3 separate regions of the Homo sapiens genome follow, and regions 1 and 2 are each linked to region 3. A link is an interaction called in ENCODE POLR2A ChIA-PET data of the cell type or tissue named here. Cell type or tissue: OCI-LY7. All regions are shown on one strand. Links, peaks and the distances in the headings refer to the core of each region. The heading gives the core; the rest is flanking DNA. Region 1 overlaps S1PR2 (sphingosine-1-phosphate receptor 2). Region 2 overlaps SMARCA4 (SWI/SNF related BAF chromatin remodeling complex subunit ATPase 4). Region 3 overlaps TYK2 (tyrosine kinase 2).

Region 1 (5,726 bases), core at 287-5,286, 150 kb before region 3:
ATATAACTTGAAAGAAGAAGGCCGGGCACAGTGGCTCACGCCTGTAATCCCAGCAATTGGGGAGGCCGAGGCGGGCGGATCACTTGAGGTCAGGAGTTTGAGACCAGCCTGGCCAACGTAGTGAAACCCTGTCTCTACTAAAAATACAAAAATTAGCCAGACATGGTGGCAGGTGCCTGTAGTCCCAGCTACTCGAGAGGCTGAAGCAGGAGAATCGCTTGAACCCGGGAGGTGGAGGTGGCAGTGAACGGAGATTGAACCACTGCCACCTCAGCCTGGGTGACACAGTGAGACTCCATCTCAAAAACAAAACAAAAATCTTGAAACTGTCTCAAAAAAAAAATCTTGAAAGAAGACACAGCGGGGTTCTTGAAAGAAGACACAGAGAAGGCTCAAGGCTTCTCTCTGCCTTGCTCAGGAGACCTGGTACCTTAGCTGGGGCTGCAGGTGTGGAGCTGAGAATAGCTTGGGGGGTGGCTGTTTTTGAAAGGAGGGTGTCTGTGCAAATATCACACCCAGAATTTTCTCAAGTTGCGCCTTGCATCAAGAGTCCCAAAGTCCTCCCCAGCCACCCAAACTCGTTTTTCTCACTTTTGGTGATTATTCTGTGCCCCAAATAGTGCAACTGAGCAATGAGGTCTGAGAATGAGGAATGGACCTCAGCCGCCATCCCCTCCCCACCTCCAGCCGTGGTTTCCGGGCCTCAGAGAGACGGGGAGAAGTCGTCAAGTGGCAGCTGATGAAATTTGGGGAAGCTGTGGATTTGGGCTCTGGATGGTCAGAGAGGAGGCCTCTAGCTCCTCAGGACAGTGGTTCTGTAGTCGCACGAAGTTGCCCAGAGAAGGTGGCAGGAGGAATACATTCGAAAAGGAGAAATCGGTGCAGGACTAGGGGCCAGGGAAGAAAATGCAGAAATTCTTTGTACCGCCAGGTGAGGTGGCTTACGCCTGTAATCCCACACTTTGGGAGGCCAACACGGGCGGATCATGAGGTCAGGAGTTCGAGACCAGCCTGGCCAACATGGTGAAACCCCGTCTCTACTAAAAATACAAAAAAAAAAAAAATTACCTGGGCGTGGTGGTAGGCACCTGTAATCCCAGCTACTCAGGAGGCTCAGGCTGGAGAATCGCTTGAACCTGGGAGGTGGAGGTTGCAGTGAGCTGAGACCGTACCACTGCACTCTCCAGCCTGGGCAACAGAGCGAGACTTCATCTCAAAAAAAAAAAAAAAAAAAAAAAAAAAAAAAAAAAAAGCCGGGCACGGTGGCTCACGCCTGTAATCCCAGCACTTTGGGAGGCCGAGGCGGGCGGATCACGAGGTCAGGAGATCAAGACCATCCTGGCTAACACGGTGAAACCCCATCTCTACTAAAGGTACAAAAAATTAGCCAGGTGTGGTGGCAGGCGCCTATAGTCCCAGCTACTTGGGAGGCTGAGGCAGGAGAACGACATGAACCCAGGAGGCGGAGCTTGCGGTGAGCCGAGATCACGCCACTGCACTCCAGCCTGGGCAGCAGTGCAAGATTCCGTCTCAAAAAAAAAAAAAAATCCTTTGTACCAGGTGGTAAAGTGCTCCTGCCCTGAGCTCCCCTTAAATGCTGCCTGCCCTCACCCTGGCTCTTCACAGGTCCCCTGCCCTGGCCTCCCCAGGATCCAGTTCTAAAGGGGTCACACTAGCCACTGGACTGGCCCTCAGGACCGCACTGCAACACTGCTATGTGACTAGTCAGTGCCTTATCTGGCCTTTCCAGGTGTGAAATATTTGCAACATCACCCAGGTCTGTGGGGCGGGGGCATCTGGCTCAGTAGCCCCAAGTCTCTATCTGGGGTCACCCAGTGGCCTCTCCATGAACCCCTCTGCCCTGGCCTGGTTGTTGGTCCACCCCCACCCTCAGACCACCGTGTTGCCCTCCAGAAACGTGGGTGACGTGGGCATGTGCATGCCCCTCTCCAGGGAGCTGGAGCTGCGGAGTGGCAGGAGGTGGTGGCCCGGGGTCCCGCCCCGCCTCCGTCCTTGCACCCCCACCCCCGGCCTCCAGCACTGCAGCGGCCGAAGCACCTCCCGCCGCAGGTCCCGGCTGCGCCACGTGTAGATGACGGGGTTGAGCAGGGAATTCAGGGTGGAGACGGCGAAAAAGTAGTGGGCTTTGTAGAGGATCGGGCAGGAGTGGACGGGACAGGCATAGTCCAGAAGGAGGATGCTGAAGGCGGGCAGCCAGCAGACGATAAAGACGCCTAGCACGATGGTGACCGTCTTGAGCAGGGCTAGCGTCTGCGGGGCGGCCATGTCAGCGTGGCTTGAGCGGACCACGCAGTAGATGCGCACGTACAGGGCCACGATGGCCAACAGGATGATGGAGAAGATGGTCACCACGCACAGCACATAATGCTTGGCGTAGAGAGGCAGGACAGTGGAGCAGGCCTCGAGGTGGCCCAGGCAGTTCCAGCCAAGGATGGGCAGGCCACCGAGGACCAGCGAGATGAGCCACGAGGCCCCGATGAGCAGAAGCATGCGGCAGCTCTTGTCGCTGCCATACAGCTTGACCTTGGCAATGGCCACGTGGCGCTCAATGGCGATGGCCAGGAGGCTGAAGACAGAGGCCGAGAGCGTGATGAAGGCAGAGCCCTCCCGGGCAAACCACTGCACAGGCGTCAGCCTCAGCGTGACAGAGCCAGAGAGCAAGGTATTGGCTACGAAGGCCACGCCTGCCAGTAGATCGGAGGCGGCCAGGTTGCCCAGAAACAGGTACATTGCCGAGTGGAACTTGCTGTTTCGGGCCACCGCAATGAGCACCAGAAGGTTTTCCACCACAATGGCGCAACAGAGGATGACGATGAAGGCCGAGGCCACCTGGCGGGAGGTCGTCTCCTGCGTTTCCAGCGTCTCCTTGGTATAATTATAGTGTTCCTGGACCTTGTTGGGGTTCAGGTACTCCGAGTACAAGCTGCCCATGGTGGGGCTCAGAGGCCTGCTGGGGCCATGGGGCTTTCAGAACTGCAGAGAAGACAGACAGACAGACAGACAATAGGTCAGAGCTGTGGCTGCTACCTGGGCTCTGGCCTCGGATGGGCTGAGATTCAATTTCCTGCTCTGTTACTCTTCGAGGAAGGGCCACATGAATTCAGAATCATCATCATCCCCACTTACAGACGGGAAACCCAGAGAGATTAATTCACTTTCCTAAAGTCTCAAATTTAACCAGCGGCAGGGCCAGAGAGACTGGCTCTGCGGCCTCTATAAGCCCTAGGCTACGCTCTTTCTTATTTATTTTATTTATCTATATTTTAAAGACAAGGTCTTGCTCTGTCATTCAGGCTGGAGTGCAGTGGCGCAATCATAGCTCCCTGCAGCCTTGAACTCCTGGGCTCAAGTGATCCTCCCACCTCAGCCTCCCACCTCAGCTTCAGCTACAAGCACATGCCACCACGCCTGGCTAATTTTTTTTTTTTTTTTTTTTTTTTGAGATGGAGTCTCCCTCTGTTGCCAAGGCTGGAGTGCTGCGGCACGGTCTTGGCTCACTGCAACCTCCTCCTCCTGGGTTCAAGTGATTCTCCTGCCTCAGCTTCCTGAGTAGCTGGGATTACGGGCACCTGCCACCAGGCCCAGCTAATTTTTTTTTTATTTTTAGTAGAGACAGGGTTTCACCATGTTGGCCAGCATGGTCTCGAACTTCTGACCTCATGATCCGCCTGCCTCGGCCTCTCAAAGCGCTGGGATTACCAGTGTGAGCCACCGGGCCCAGCCGCCTGGCTAGTTTTTTTGTTTTTTAGAGATTGGGTCTCACTGTGTTGTCCAGGCTGGTCCTGAACTCCTGGCTTCAAGCAATTCTCCTCGGCCTCTCAAAGCAATGAGATTACAGGTATGAACCATGACATCTTGCCTCTTTTAATTTTCATTATTATTTTCTAGAGATAGGGTCTTGCTCTGTCACCCAGGCTGGAGTGCAGTGGCATGATCATAGCTCACAGTTGTCTCTACTCCTGGGCTCAAGTGATCCTCCTGCCTCAGTCTCCTGAGTAGCTACACGCTTTCAAAGGGAAAGAAGCTCCCCCAAATGGCATGAAAAATATAATGTGGACTTCCAGAAACCTTGCCCACCTACCCAGAGAGCAAGCCCTAGGCAGGTCCTGGAGGGTTTGTCTCTTTTCTGGAACACACAGGCGCCTGCGCCCTCATGCTGACCTGGGTCAGGGAGAGTCTCACCACTGATAGCTCCGTGCCCTGCTCATTCATTACCACCCACTAACGCTGGATTTCAGGCTGGGTCTAAGCCTTGAGGCCACGGGTGCTCCCAAGATAAGGTCTTGGGGAGACACCAGGGCGGCCCTGAGATTCAAACATCCCAGAGGTCACACCATCTTCAAGGACACAGACCTTGAAGGCAATCCAGAATTTGCTCCCATTCCACCTCTGAAACACTGGGCAAGTCCCTAGACGCTGTCTCAGCCTGAACCTCCTTATCTGTGCAATAGAGAGAAGAAAGCCCACTTCATGGGGGTGATGGGAAAATCCTTTTAAATGACGCATGAGGCACGTTTAGCTCATAGTAAGCACTCAACAAATACTGCCAAATGTTATTAGCTCCCCTCTTTCCTCCAGTCCTTTGGGAAGGGAAGGGATGTAAGCCAACCAGACGAGATCTCCAACAGCCTGTTCTCATCAGCACCATCTAGCTCTGCCCTGGGACAGAAGGTCCTGCCGGGATGGGCAGGGCGCTGGCACCCCCTCCCCAGCCAGGATGAAATCCAGATGTGAGGCCCCTGGAACAAACAGGGTGGAGTCCTCACTCTGCAGTCACATCCGGTGTGAGGAAGGCGGGATGTAGGGGGAGTCAGGATGGGAGAGACCCCATCTGGGAGGTCCTGGCTGGGAGGATGGGGCAGCTTTGCTGAAGTCATGTGAGCCGTGAAGGGGTGTGCAGCCCCGCCGGGAGGGGGTAAGGCATTTGTTCCATGAAAACCTGAGTCACCCCCCCAACCCCCTCCCATCCCTCCCCTCCACCCTCTTCCATCCCTCCCTCTACCCCCTCCCATCCCCCCCCATCGCCACCCACCAAGGAAAACTGAGCCGTGGTGGGAGGGGGCGGGGAGAGGCGCTCCTCGGCAGAGAGGATGAGAGGCAGACACCATGGCCTTCCCCCAGCTTGGGGGTAGGGTTAGGGGTTGTCAGAGGCGCCAGTGCAGTGTATGCCTTTCATGAAGGGAGAGGAAGTTCCAGCCTTAGCTAAATGGGAGGGAGGGGGGAGAGTAGGGGGAGTCCTCCTCAGGTCCCTAGAAACACGTCTGGCAAGGACTGTGTGCACCGTTCCAGAAAAGTCTGGTTAGGCCAGTTCTCCTGAGCCCAGGAGTGATGGAGGTTTCCGGAGTCACCCAGCCATCTCAGTCCCTGGCCGCCCCCTCCAAGGGGCATCCTGGCCCCTGGCTGGATAGAGGCAGCTGCTCCCCCAGGGCGGAGGGACATCCGTCCTAGTTTGGGAACAGACAAGGGCTTGTGCACGTCCCCGGGGACTGCTGCCCCTCCCAGATAGCCACACAGAGGCCCCTTGTTCCCTTGCTGGACGCAGCCCCGGGCATCTTGATGCCCTCTGCACGCTGCAGCCAGTCCCAGGCAGGCTTGGGCCCAGGCTGCGGCTGGATCAGACACAGCTGATGGGCCGGAAACAGCCCATGCTCTGATTGGCTCATTTTCAATCCAAGGGCACTGAGCAATTTGCCTATTGGCCCGGG
Region 2 (5,726 bases), core at 288-5,287, 600 kb after region 3:
TAATTTCTATGCATGGATTAACATGCATATATATATATATATATATATATTTTTTTTTTTTTTTTTTTTTTTTTTTTTTTTTTTGAGACAGAGTCTTGCTCTATTGCCTGGGCTAGAGAGCTGTGGTGCGATCTTGGCTCACCGCAACCTCTGGCTGCTGGGTTCAAGTGATTCTCCTGCCTCTGCCTCCCAAGTAGCTGTGATTACAGGTGCCCACCACCACGCCTAGCTAACTTTTGTGTTTTTGTAGAGATGGGGTTTCACCACGTTTGCCAGGCTGGTCTCGATCTCAGGTGATCCGCTCGCCTCAGCTTCCGACAGTGCTGGGATTACAGCTGTGAGACACCATGCCCAGCCATATGCATATATAGTTATTCTTTTTTTTTTTTTTTTTTTTTTGAGACAGGGTCTCTGTCGCTCAGGATGGAGTGCAGTGGCGTGATCTTGGCTCACTGCAACCTCCGTTTCCTGGTTCAAGTGATTATCGTGCCTCAGCCTCCTGAGTAGCTGGGACTACAGGCATGCACCATTACCCCTGGCTGACTTTTGTATTTTTACTAGAGATGGGATTCTGCTATGTTGGCCAGGCTGGTCCCGAACTCTTGGCCTCAGGTGATCTGCCTTCCTTGGCCTCCAAAGTGCTGGGATTATAGGCATTAACACCATATCCAACCTTACTTTTTTTTTTTTTTTTTTGAGTGTTTCTCTGTTGCCAGGCTGGAGTGCAGTGGCGCGATCTTGGCTCACTGCAACCTCCACCTCCCGGGTTCAAGCGATTCTCTTGCCTCAGCTTCCCGAATAGCTGGGACTACAGGCCAGCTCCACCACGCCCAGCTAATTTTTGTATTTTAGTAGAGATAGGGTTTCACCATGTTGGCCAGGGTGGTCTCAAACTCCTGACCTTGTGATCCGCCCACCTTGGCCTCGCAAAGTGCTGGAATTGTAGGCGTGAGCCACCACGCCCAGCCTCTCAATTCTTTTTTGATGTGCCAAGACTTCTGCAGCGTGGGTTGTGTGGGGGTTCTGATTGCTGGGCAATTGAGGAGCTTCTCAAGAAATTGAGGCAATATGGCCACACCACTTCTAGACCCTTTGGCCCAGGGAAAGGGTTAACCTCCTGGACTTTTAACTGAGTGTTTTACATCTTAGCTTTTAGATTCTTGTGCCAGAGTAGTTTCACTTCCGGTCATTCCTTCTGGCTGCTGGCCTGGATTCCCAGGCTCTGTTTTCTCCTTGTGGAGGCCCCGGCAGCACCCGATCCAAGGGCCGCACACATCTGGATTTGGCTTCCACACGCTGTACTAACTATTCTTGCCCTTTTGGCCCCTGAATCCCCTCATCCTTTGCTTTTTCCACCTGAGTAGGTGTGGCCTCCTGGTCTGCAATGGATTTCATTGCTGCGTGAATTTCCCCTGCTAGTGACTTATCATTGAGGGCCCCATTGCAGGACTCTAAGCGGCACCGTGTAAGACACCTTAGGGACGACCTTTGGCCACCCCAGGACTTTGCTGAAAATGCCAAATCCTTCGTTTCCTGTATAGAAGGGCAGGGATGATTGGCGATGGGGTAAGAAGGGGTAGAGAGAGAGGTGTTCCTTGTCCTTAGACACCTTTCCTGGCCGTGCTCGTTTGGCCTTCCCGTGTAGACATCTCGCCGGAGCAAGGTGCACCCAGCCCCACACCCCATCCAGCTTCTACAGGGCTGGCCTCACCCCAGCCCTTCAGGGAGGGTGAGCTGGCCAGGAGGAGGTTGAGGGCTGAGAACAACACCATGCTTATGGCTGTGGGAGCAAGGAGGGATAAGAGATGTTTGTGGGTCAGGCACTGTGGCTTGGGCTAGGTGCGGTGGCTCATGCCTGTAGTCCTAGCACTTTCGGAGGTTGAGGTGGGCGGATCACTTGAGCCCAGGTGTTTGAGACCAGCCTGGGCAACACGGCGAGACCTCATTTCTATAAAGAAATACAAAAATTAGCTGGGCATAGTGGCATGAGCCTGTAGTCCCAGCTACTCGGGAAGTTGAGATGGGAGGATCACTTGAGCCCAGAAGTTCAAGGCTGTGAGCTGTGATGGCGCCACTGCATTCCAGCCTGGGAGACAGAGCGAGACCCTGTCTCAAAAAAAAAAAAAAAATTGGGCCGGGCGTGGTGCCTCTCATCTGTAATCCTAGCACTTTGGGAGGCCGAGGCAGGCGGATTGCCTGAGCTCAGGAGTTTGAGACCAGCCTGGGCAACATGGCAAAAACCCTGTCTCTACTAAAATACAAAAAAATTAGCCAGGTTCGGCAGTGTGCGCCTGTAGTCCCAGCTACTCGGGAGGCTGAGGCAGGAGAATCGCTTGAACCTAGGAGGCGGAGGTTGCAGTGAGCCAAGGTCGCACCACTGCGCTAAGCCTGGGTGACAGAGCGAGACTCTGTCTCCAAAACAAATAAATAAACAAATAACAAGAACAAAATTCTTGGCAGCCGGCCAAATCTGTGTGCATTGCTTGCCAGGGTGGGCGTGTCATGGCTGACAGCAGGTCCTGGATCGCACCTAGGGGTTTGCTGCTCTCCAGCCAGCTGCTTCTACCTGATGCGCGCCCAAGAGGGGAAGCCAGTCTGTTGTTCCTGAGCATTGCGGGGCAGGAGTGTTACCTGCGGTTTGTGCTGGGGGGAGGCTGCGTTACGGACTCGAGTTTTTTTTTGTTTTGTTTTTGTTTTTTTTGAGATGAACTCTTGCTCTGTTGCCCAGGCTGGAGTGCAGTGGTGTGATCTCGGCTCACTGCAGCCTCTGCCTCTCGGGTTCAATCAATTCTCCTGCCCCAGCCTCCCGAGTAGCTGGCATTACAGGCATGCACCACCATACCCAGCTACTTTTTGTTTTTTAAGTAGATACGGGGTTTCACCAAGTCGGCCAGGCTGGTGTTGAACTTCTCACCTCAAGTGACCCGCCCGCCTCGGCCTCCCAAAGTGCTGGGATTACAGGCATGGGCCACCATGCCCAGCCCATGACTCAGTTTTCTCATTTCTGTTCAGGGAAAGGAGCCTCTGCTTCACATTTTGATGGGAGCATCTGAGGACCTCATCTGTGTGATGCTCCTAGTGCGATACCTTTCACGTGCTAAGCAGCTGCTCAGTAAACCTGGGGAGAGATGGGGCACCTTGGTTTCACCAGCTGAGCGGCTGGCACTTCCTGCCTGTGAGTGATGGTTCGATGTTCCAGCCTGTGGAGGAGGAGGTGGAGCCACAGGGAGGTTACCCGTGAGGCAGGTGGCACCGTGGCTTCACAGTCCATGTTCAGAGTGTGGGATGCATGGCAGTGAGTTCCACTGTGGCCTTGGCCTTGTGACCTGAACTCTTCCACTTCCCTGTCATCTGTCAGCTGGCCAGCAGGACCACTGTAGTCCCTGTGTGGTGGTGAGGGCCCAGTGCGGGGAGTCTCAGTTGTTACCATCAAGTAGGCTGAGGCCCCTACCTCCTGGCTAGATCTTCCTTCCTTGCCATTTCTTTGTGACTGAGACATCCTCAGCAGTTGTAAATCACAGGGAGGTGAAGGCAAGCCACAGTCCCCGCTGGATTTGCAAATATCCCTTCCCTTCCTCTGTCAGCATGACCTTACGGTAGACGAGGATTTCTTAAATAGGACCCCAGAAATGTTAAACCTCAAAGACCAAACTTGATGAACTGGCCTTCATTAGAATTAAGAGCTTCTCTCTCTTTTTTTCTGTTTGTTGAGATGGAGGTTTACTCTTATTGCCCAGGCTGGAGTGCAATGATGTAATCTCGGCTTCACTGCAACTTCCACCTACCGGGTTCAAGTGATTCTCCTGCCTCAGCCTCCTAAGTAGCTGGGATTATAGGCATGCACCCACCACGCCTGGCTAATTTTTGTATTTTTAGTAGAGACGGGTTTTACCATTTTGGTCAGGCTGGTCTCGAACTCCTGACCTCTGCTTGCCTCGGCCTCCCAAAGTGCTGGGATTACAGGTATGAGCCATCACGCCCGGCCGATACTTTCTACTTTTTAAAAGTGGATACCGGCCACATATGTGGTGGCTCGTGCCTGTAATCCCAGCACTTCTGGAGGCTGATGCAGGTGGATCAGGAGTTCAAGACCAGCCTGGCCAACATGGCGAAACCCCGTCTCTACTAAAAATACAAAAAATATATATATATATATATTTTAGCCAGGTATAGTGGTGCGTGCCTGTAATCCCAGCTACTCGGGAAGCTGAGGCACGATAATCGCTTGAACCTAGGAGGCGGAGGTTGCAGTGAGCCGAGATCACGCCACTGCACTCCAGCTTGGGTGATGGAGCAAGACTCTGTCTCTAAATAAATAAATAAATAGATAGATAGATATCTCAATAGCCAGTAAGCATACAGAAAGGTGCTCCGTGCCATTAGTTGTGAGGGACATGCAAATGAAGACCATAAGAAGATGCGATTGGACATTGGCAACATTGTTAAAAGTTGTAAGGACTGACAGCAGCAAGTGTTGGGGTTGATGAAGAGCACCTGGAATGCTGTCCCTGTGTGGGAGGTGGGACCGTGTGTGTAGATGATACAACTATTTTGGAAAACTAGCAAAGCTAAGTTTATGCCTCCCTTTATAACCACCAGTTTCATTCTTGGACACCCAAGAAGAACCAATGCATGTGTTCACCAAATGACTCTCATAGCAGCTTGATTTGTGCTGGCCAGAACCTGGTAGAGTACAATGTCTATGAAAATGAGAATGCTCACATAAAAAGAACGGATGACTCTCCCAGACATGGTGACCCTGTGTGATTGTCTTTTTTTTTTTTTTTTGAGACAGGGTCTTTCTCTGTTGCCCACGATCATGGCTCACTGCAGCCTTGACCTCCTGGGCTCAAACAGTTCTCCCTACTCAGCCTCCTGAGTATAAGCTAATTTAAAAAAAAAAACTTGTAGAGACAGGGTCTTGCTATGTTGCCTAGGCTGGTCTTGAATTCCTGGACTCAAGCGATCCTTCTGCCTTGGCCTCCCAAAGTGCTGGGATTATAGGTATGACCCACTGCCCCCAACATTATATTATTTATATGTTACATATATTATATGTTATAAGTATATATTGTATATTATATAATATATGTATTATAGACGTGACCCACCACACCCGTCATTTTATTGGAAGTTCAATAACAGGTGAAAGGAAGCCACAGTGATAGTCAAAATAGTGGTTTCCCTGGGAGAGTGGTATTGACTGGGGGGGCCCAAGAATGCCTTCTGGAACGTCAGGAGGGATGTCTGACGCAGTGTTCTTCAAGCTGTTCACCTATGATCCTGCGATCAGGGCATGTACAAGTCAGTGAGAGTAAGCAGAATCACACGCTGCTCCCCTCAGTACTGAGCTGAGGACGTGGAGTCGCTCCACGGCTCTCCACTTTGTGCTGCAAGTCGGCCAGTGCTTGTTCAAGTGCAGGCACCAGCAACCTCATCACAGGCTTTGGCACTGGGCGATACTGCTGGGGATGGCTTTGCATCACTCCCGGGCTGTTGGGATCCCCTTTACTGTCACTCTGCACGTGTCTGAGCTTTCAATCCGGAAATGAATTTGCGGATGCTGGTGGCACCCGCGTTCCTGTTTCACTGCAGCCTGACTCTAGAGGCAGCATTTTCAGGAGGAGAGGCCATTCTAACAAGCCTCTGTGAAACCCCGTGCTTCTAAAAAGCAGACTTGCCTTATTCGGGCACAAAATGGTTTTTTGGGGCAGCATCTTCAGTGT
Region 3 (5,000 bases), core at 1-5,000:
TGATCATGGCTCACTGCACCCTCGACTTACTGGGCTAAAGCAATCCTCCTGCCTCAGCCTCCCAAGGAGCTGGGACTACAGGCGCACGCCACCATGCCCAGCTGATTTTTGTAGTTTTTGTAGAGAAGGGGTCTCACCATGTTGTCCAGGCTGGTCTCAAACTCCTAGGCTCAAGTGATCCTCCCACCTCAGCCTCCTGAGTAGCTGGGAGGCTGAGCTACTCAGCCTCCAAAGTGCTGGGATTACAGGCATAAGCCAGTGTGCTCTGCCCTGAAGTAGTGTTTATAATTTTCATATCCTCTACAATCTAGCCTTAAATGTTATGAACTGTGGCTGGGCACAGTGGCTCACGCCTGTAATCCCAGCACTTTGGGAGGCTGAGGGAGGCGGATCACCTGAGGTCGGGAGTTCGAGACCAGCCTGACCAAAATGGAGAAACCCCGTCTCTACTAAAAATACAAAATTAGCTGGGCGTGGTGGCGCATGCCTGTAATCCCAGCTACTCGGGAGGCTGAGGCAGGAGAATTGAACCTGGGAGGTGGAGGTTGCGGTGAGCTGAGATCGTGCTATTGCACTCCAACCTGGGCAACAGGAGCGAAACTCTGTCTCAAAAAAAAAAAAGTTATGAACTGTAAATGTGTGGTATTATACTGCAGACGTCCCTCTGCAATGTGCTTTTTCAGGCTACGAGAGGTTATAAAGCTTCATGCAGAATGACATGAGTAATTCTGGTTAAATTCCTTCTCCCGGCTGCGCAGTAGTCCAGTATTCAACCAGATTGCAATTTACTTAGGCAGTCTCTTATTGAGGGACTTTGCAATGGTCTCCCCTTTTCCATATGATAAACAAGGCGGCTCTAAACATTCTCATAAGTGTCCCTGGGAGCACATGAGCTGACTGTTTATAGAGTGACTGTCACTGTCCAGGAGTGGAACTATATGGCCTCAGGGAAGATGTTTCTGAGTTTTTGTTTTTTTTTTTGAGACGGAGTCTCGATCTGTCGCCCAGGCTGGAGTGTGGTGGCTCAATCTCCGCTCACTGCAAGCTCTGCCTCCTGGGTTCACGCCATTCTCCTGCCTCAGCCTCCCGAGTAGCTGGGACTACAGGCGCCCGCCACCATGCCCAGCTAATTTTTTTGTATTTTTTTAGTAGAGACGGGGTTTCACCGTGTTAGCCAGGACGGTCGCAATCTCCTGACCTCATGATTCGCCCACCTCAGCCTCCCAAAGTGCTGGGATTACAGGCGTGAGCCACGGCGCCCGGCCTGGGTTTTTTTTTTTTTTTGAAGCAGGATCTTGCTCTGACATATAGGCTGGAATACAGTGGTGCAATCATGGCTCAGTGCAGCCATGACCTCCCTGGCTCAAGCAGTCCTCCTGCCTCAGTCTCCTGAGTAGCTGGGAAATACAGGAACACGCCACCACACACAGCTATATATATATATATATATATATATATTTTTTTTTTTTTTTTTTTTTTTGAGACAGCATCTTGCTCTGTCACCTAGGCTGAAGGGCAGTGGCATGATCACTGTAGCTTCAACCTCCCGGGCTCAAGTGATCCTCCCACCTCAGCCTCCTGAGTAGCTGGGACTACAGGTGCACACCAGCACACAGCACACCTGGCTAATTTTTTGTATTTTTAGTAGAGACGGGGTTTCGCGATGTTGCCCAGGCTGATCTTGAACTCCTGGGCTCAAGTGATCCTCCACGCTTAGCCTCCAAAACTGCTGGGATTGCAGGCGTGAGCCACTGCATCCAGCTTTGACTGTGTTATCAAATCACTCTCCAAAGTCACACCATGGAATTATACTGCCCCTCTGTGAAGGGAGGATACCTCCCTGTGAAACAATATATATTTTTTTTAGATGGAGTCACCCAGACTGGAGTGCAATGTTGCAATCTTGGTTCACCGCAACTTCTGCCTTTCAGGTTCAAGTCATTCTCCTGTCTCAGCCTCCTGAGTAGCTGGGACTACAGGCATGTGCCACCATGCCCAGCTAATTTTTTGTATTTTTTTTTTTTTTGGATAGAGTTTTTGCTCTTGTTGCCCAGGCTGGAGTGCAGTGGCGTGATCTCGGCTCACTGTAACCTCCACCCCCTGGGTTCAAGCGATTCTCCTGCCTCAGCCTCCTGAGTAGCTGGGATTACAGGCGCCCGCCACCACGCCCGGCTAATTTTTTGTATTTTCAGTAGAGATGGGGTTTCATCATGTTGACCAGACTGGTCTCCAACTCCTGACCTCAAGTGATCCACCCGCCTTGGCCTCCCTAAGCGCAAGGATTACAAGTGTGAGCTACGGCACCTGGCCAATGTTTCATATTTTTGTTTTTTGAGACCGAGTCTCTGTCACCCAGGCTGGAGTGCAGTGGTGCGATCTCGGCTCACTGCAACTCCGCCTCCCAGGTTTAAGTGATTCTCCTGCCTCAGCCTCCCAAGTAGCTGGGATGTGCGTCACCACGCCCAGCTAATTTTTATATTTTTAGTAGAGACGGGGTTTCACCATGTTGGCCATGCTGGTCTCAAACTCCTAACCTCAAGTGATCTGCCCGCCTCAGCCTCCCAAAGTGCTGGGATTACAGGCGTGACCCACTGTGCCTGGCTTGAGACAACTTCTTAAAGAACCAGTCAAAAATAAAAAATAAAAATAAAAGAACTAGTCAGACTGCTTCACTCTCTGGCTTAAACCTTCCATGGCTCCCCATTGCTCCCGGAGAATGCCCAACCCCTTGACCCTTGATTCTGAGTACCCCCACCCTGGCTTTTGCCTGCTATGCCCCAATTTCAATTGTTACTTCCCCTTCCAAACTCTCAAAATTGATACCCCAGTCACCCTGAAGGTCTTTCGCTTCCTCAAACAGATCAAGCTCTCCGGGCCTCCATGCATGCTGTTCCCTCTGCTGAGCGTGTTTCACATCACCCGCACACCTGTCTGAATCCTTTAATAATCAGTCATGGGGGCGGGCACAGTGGCTCACACCTGTAATCCCAGCACTTTGGGAGGCTGAGGTGGGCGGATCACGAGGTCAGGAGATCGAGACCATCCTGGCTAGCACAGTGAAACCCTGTCTCTACTAAAAATACAAAAAATTAGCCAGGCGTGGTGGTGGGTGCCTATAGTCCCAGCTCCTCGGGAGGCTGAGGCAGGAGAATGGCGTGAACCCGGAAGGCGGAGCTTGCAGTGAGCTGAGATCGCGCCACTGCACTCCAGCCTGGGCGACAGAGCGAGACTCTGTCTCAAACAACACAACAAAACAAAACAAAGAATCAGCCATGGCCAGGCTCGAGGGTGCACACTTGTAATCCCAACACTTTGGGAGTCTGAGGCAGGTGGATCACTTGAGGTCAGGAGTTCGAGACCAGCCTGGCCAACATGGTGAAACCCCCGTCTCTACTGAAAATACAAAAATTAGCCAGGTGTGGTGGTGGGCGCCTGTAATCCCAGCTACTCAGGAGGCTGAGGCAGGAGAATCACTTGAACCCGGGAGGCGGAGGTTGCAGTGAGCCGAGATCACACCACTGCACTCCAGCCTGGGTGACAGAGCGAGACTCCGTCTCAAAAAAAAAAAAAAAAAAAAAAGCCGGGCACGGTGGCTCACACCTGTCATCCCAGCACTTTGAGAGGCCGAGGCAGGGGGAACAGCATGCATGTTCAAGACCAGCCTGACCAACATGGTGAAACCCCGTCTCTACTAAAAATACAAAAATTAGCTGGGCGTGGTGGCAGGCGCCTGTAATCCCAGCTACTCAGGAGGCTGAGGCAGGAGGATCGCTAGAACCCGGGAGGCGGAGGTTGCAGTGAGCCAAGATTGTGCCATTGCACTCCAGCTTTGAGGACTGAGCGAGACTTCGTTTCAAAAAAAAAAAAAAAATCAGTCATGGCCAGGCGCGATGGCTCATGCCTCCCAACACTTTGGGAAGCCAAGGCGGGTGGATGGCTTGAGCCCAGGAGTTTGAGACCAGCATGAGGCAACATGCAAAAAATACAAAAATTATCCGGGTGTGGTGACATGTGCCTGTAGCCCCAGCTATTTGGGAGACTGAGGCAGGAAAATCACTTGAGCCTGGGCAGTTAGAGGCTGCAATGCGTCATGATTGCACCACTGCATTTCAGCCTGGGCAAGAGAGAGACTGTCTCTACGAAAGAAAAAAAAAAAAAGACTCAGCCATCAATGGGGAAGTAGGAAGTGTTATAAAAATTGATTACAATGCCCCCATCCAGTCATGGAAAGCTGGGAATGGGGGAGGTAAGAGGAGTTTCTGGAGGAAGGTATATGTAACCAAAGCCGCCTTAGAAAGGCCTTTCCTTGGTTGGGCATGGTGGCTCACGCCTGTAATCCCAGCACTTTGGGAGGCTGAGGCAGGTGGATCACTTGAGGTCAGAAGTTCGAGACCAGCCTGGCCAACATGGCAAAACTCCAGCTCTACTAAAAATATAAAAACTAGCCGGGCGTGGGGTGTGCACCTGTAATTCCAGCTACTCAGGCGGCTGAGGCAGGAGAATGGCTTGAACCTGGGACATGGAGGTTGCAGTGAGCTGAGGTCACACCACTGCACTCCAGCCTGGGTGACAGAGTGAGACCCTATGTCATTAAAAAAAGAAAATTGGGCCGGGCATGGTGGCTCACACCTGTAATCCCAGCACTTTGGAGGGCCGAGGCGGGCAGATCACGAGGTCAGGAGATCAAGACCATCCTGGCTAACACGGTGAAACCCCACCTCTACTAAAAATACAAAAAAAAAAAAAAAATCTAGCCGGGCATGGTGGCACACACCTGTAGTCCCAGCTACTCGGGAGGCTGAGGCCGGAGAATCGCTTGAACCCGGGAGGCGGAGGTTGCAGTTAGCTGAGATTGCGCCATTGCACTTCAGCCTGGGACAGAGCGAGACTCCATCTCAAAAAAAAGAAAAAAAGAAAGACTGTAGTAGATATATTTGGAAGTGCAATTTCCTGTGCAGGAGGAGGGAAAGCCTTTCTTTCTTTTTTTTTTTTTTTTTTCT

Evidence for each region. ChIA-PET counts read pairs that join two places held together with the same protein. Peaks named below come from ENCODE experiments on the same cell type or tissue, not always from the same donor. Only the 100,000 strongest peaks of a DNase experiment are listed, where the experiment ranks them.
Region 1: POLR2A ChIA-PET joins it to region 3 with 6 read pairs; 7 of 35 experiments call an interaction of 5 or more read pairs at or near these places.
Region 2: POLR2A ChIA-PET joins it to region 3 with 8 read pairs; 2 of 35 experiments call an interaction of 5 or more read pairs at or near these places.

Annotation. Positions count from the first base shown.
Region 1 is chr19:10,221,954-10,227,679 of GRCh38, forward strand. S1PR2 (sphingosine-1-phosphate receptor 2) reads right to left here. Exons shown (of 2, transcript NM_004230.4): 2 at 1-2,994. The coding sequence starts at 2,952. The coding sequence ends at 1,891. Among named protein-coding and RNA genes, the nearest start is that of MIR4322, 5.6 kb to the right of the region's middle. In OCI-LY7, for the core only: no CTCF peak of the experiment used is centred there; DNase peaks (open chromatin) are centred at 438, 734 and 5,193; H3K4me3 peaks cover 2,750 bases; H3K27ac peaks cover 4,696 bases.
Region 2 is chr19:10,974,641-10,980,366 of GRCh38, forward strand. The region is part of intron 1 of SMARCA4 (SWI/SNF related BAF chromatin remodeling complex subunit ATPase 4); the gene reads left to right. Among named protein-coding and RNA genes, the nearest start is that of SMARCA4, 16 kb to the left of the region's middle. RefSeq lists an enhancer at 2,506-3,198. In OCI-LY7, for the core only: no CTCF peak of the experiment used is centred there; DNase peaks (open chromatin) are centred at 1,881, 2,491, 3,151 and 3,425; H3K4me3 peaks cover 3,856 bases; H3K27ac peaks cover 5,000 bases.
Region 3 is chr19:10,371,028-10,376,027 of GRCh38, forward strand. The region is part of intron 3 of TYK2 (tyrosine kinase 2); the gene reads right to left. Among named protein-coding and RNA genes, the nearest start is that of TYK2, 7.0 kb to the right of the region's middle. In OCI-LY7, for the core only: no CTCF peak of the experiment used is centred there; a DNase peak (open chromatin) is centred at 2,884; H3K27ac peaks cover 1,155 bases.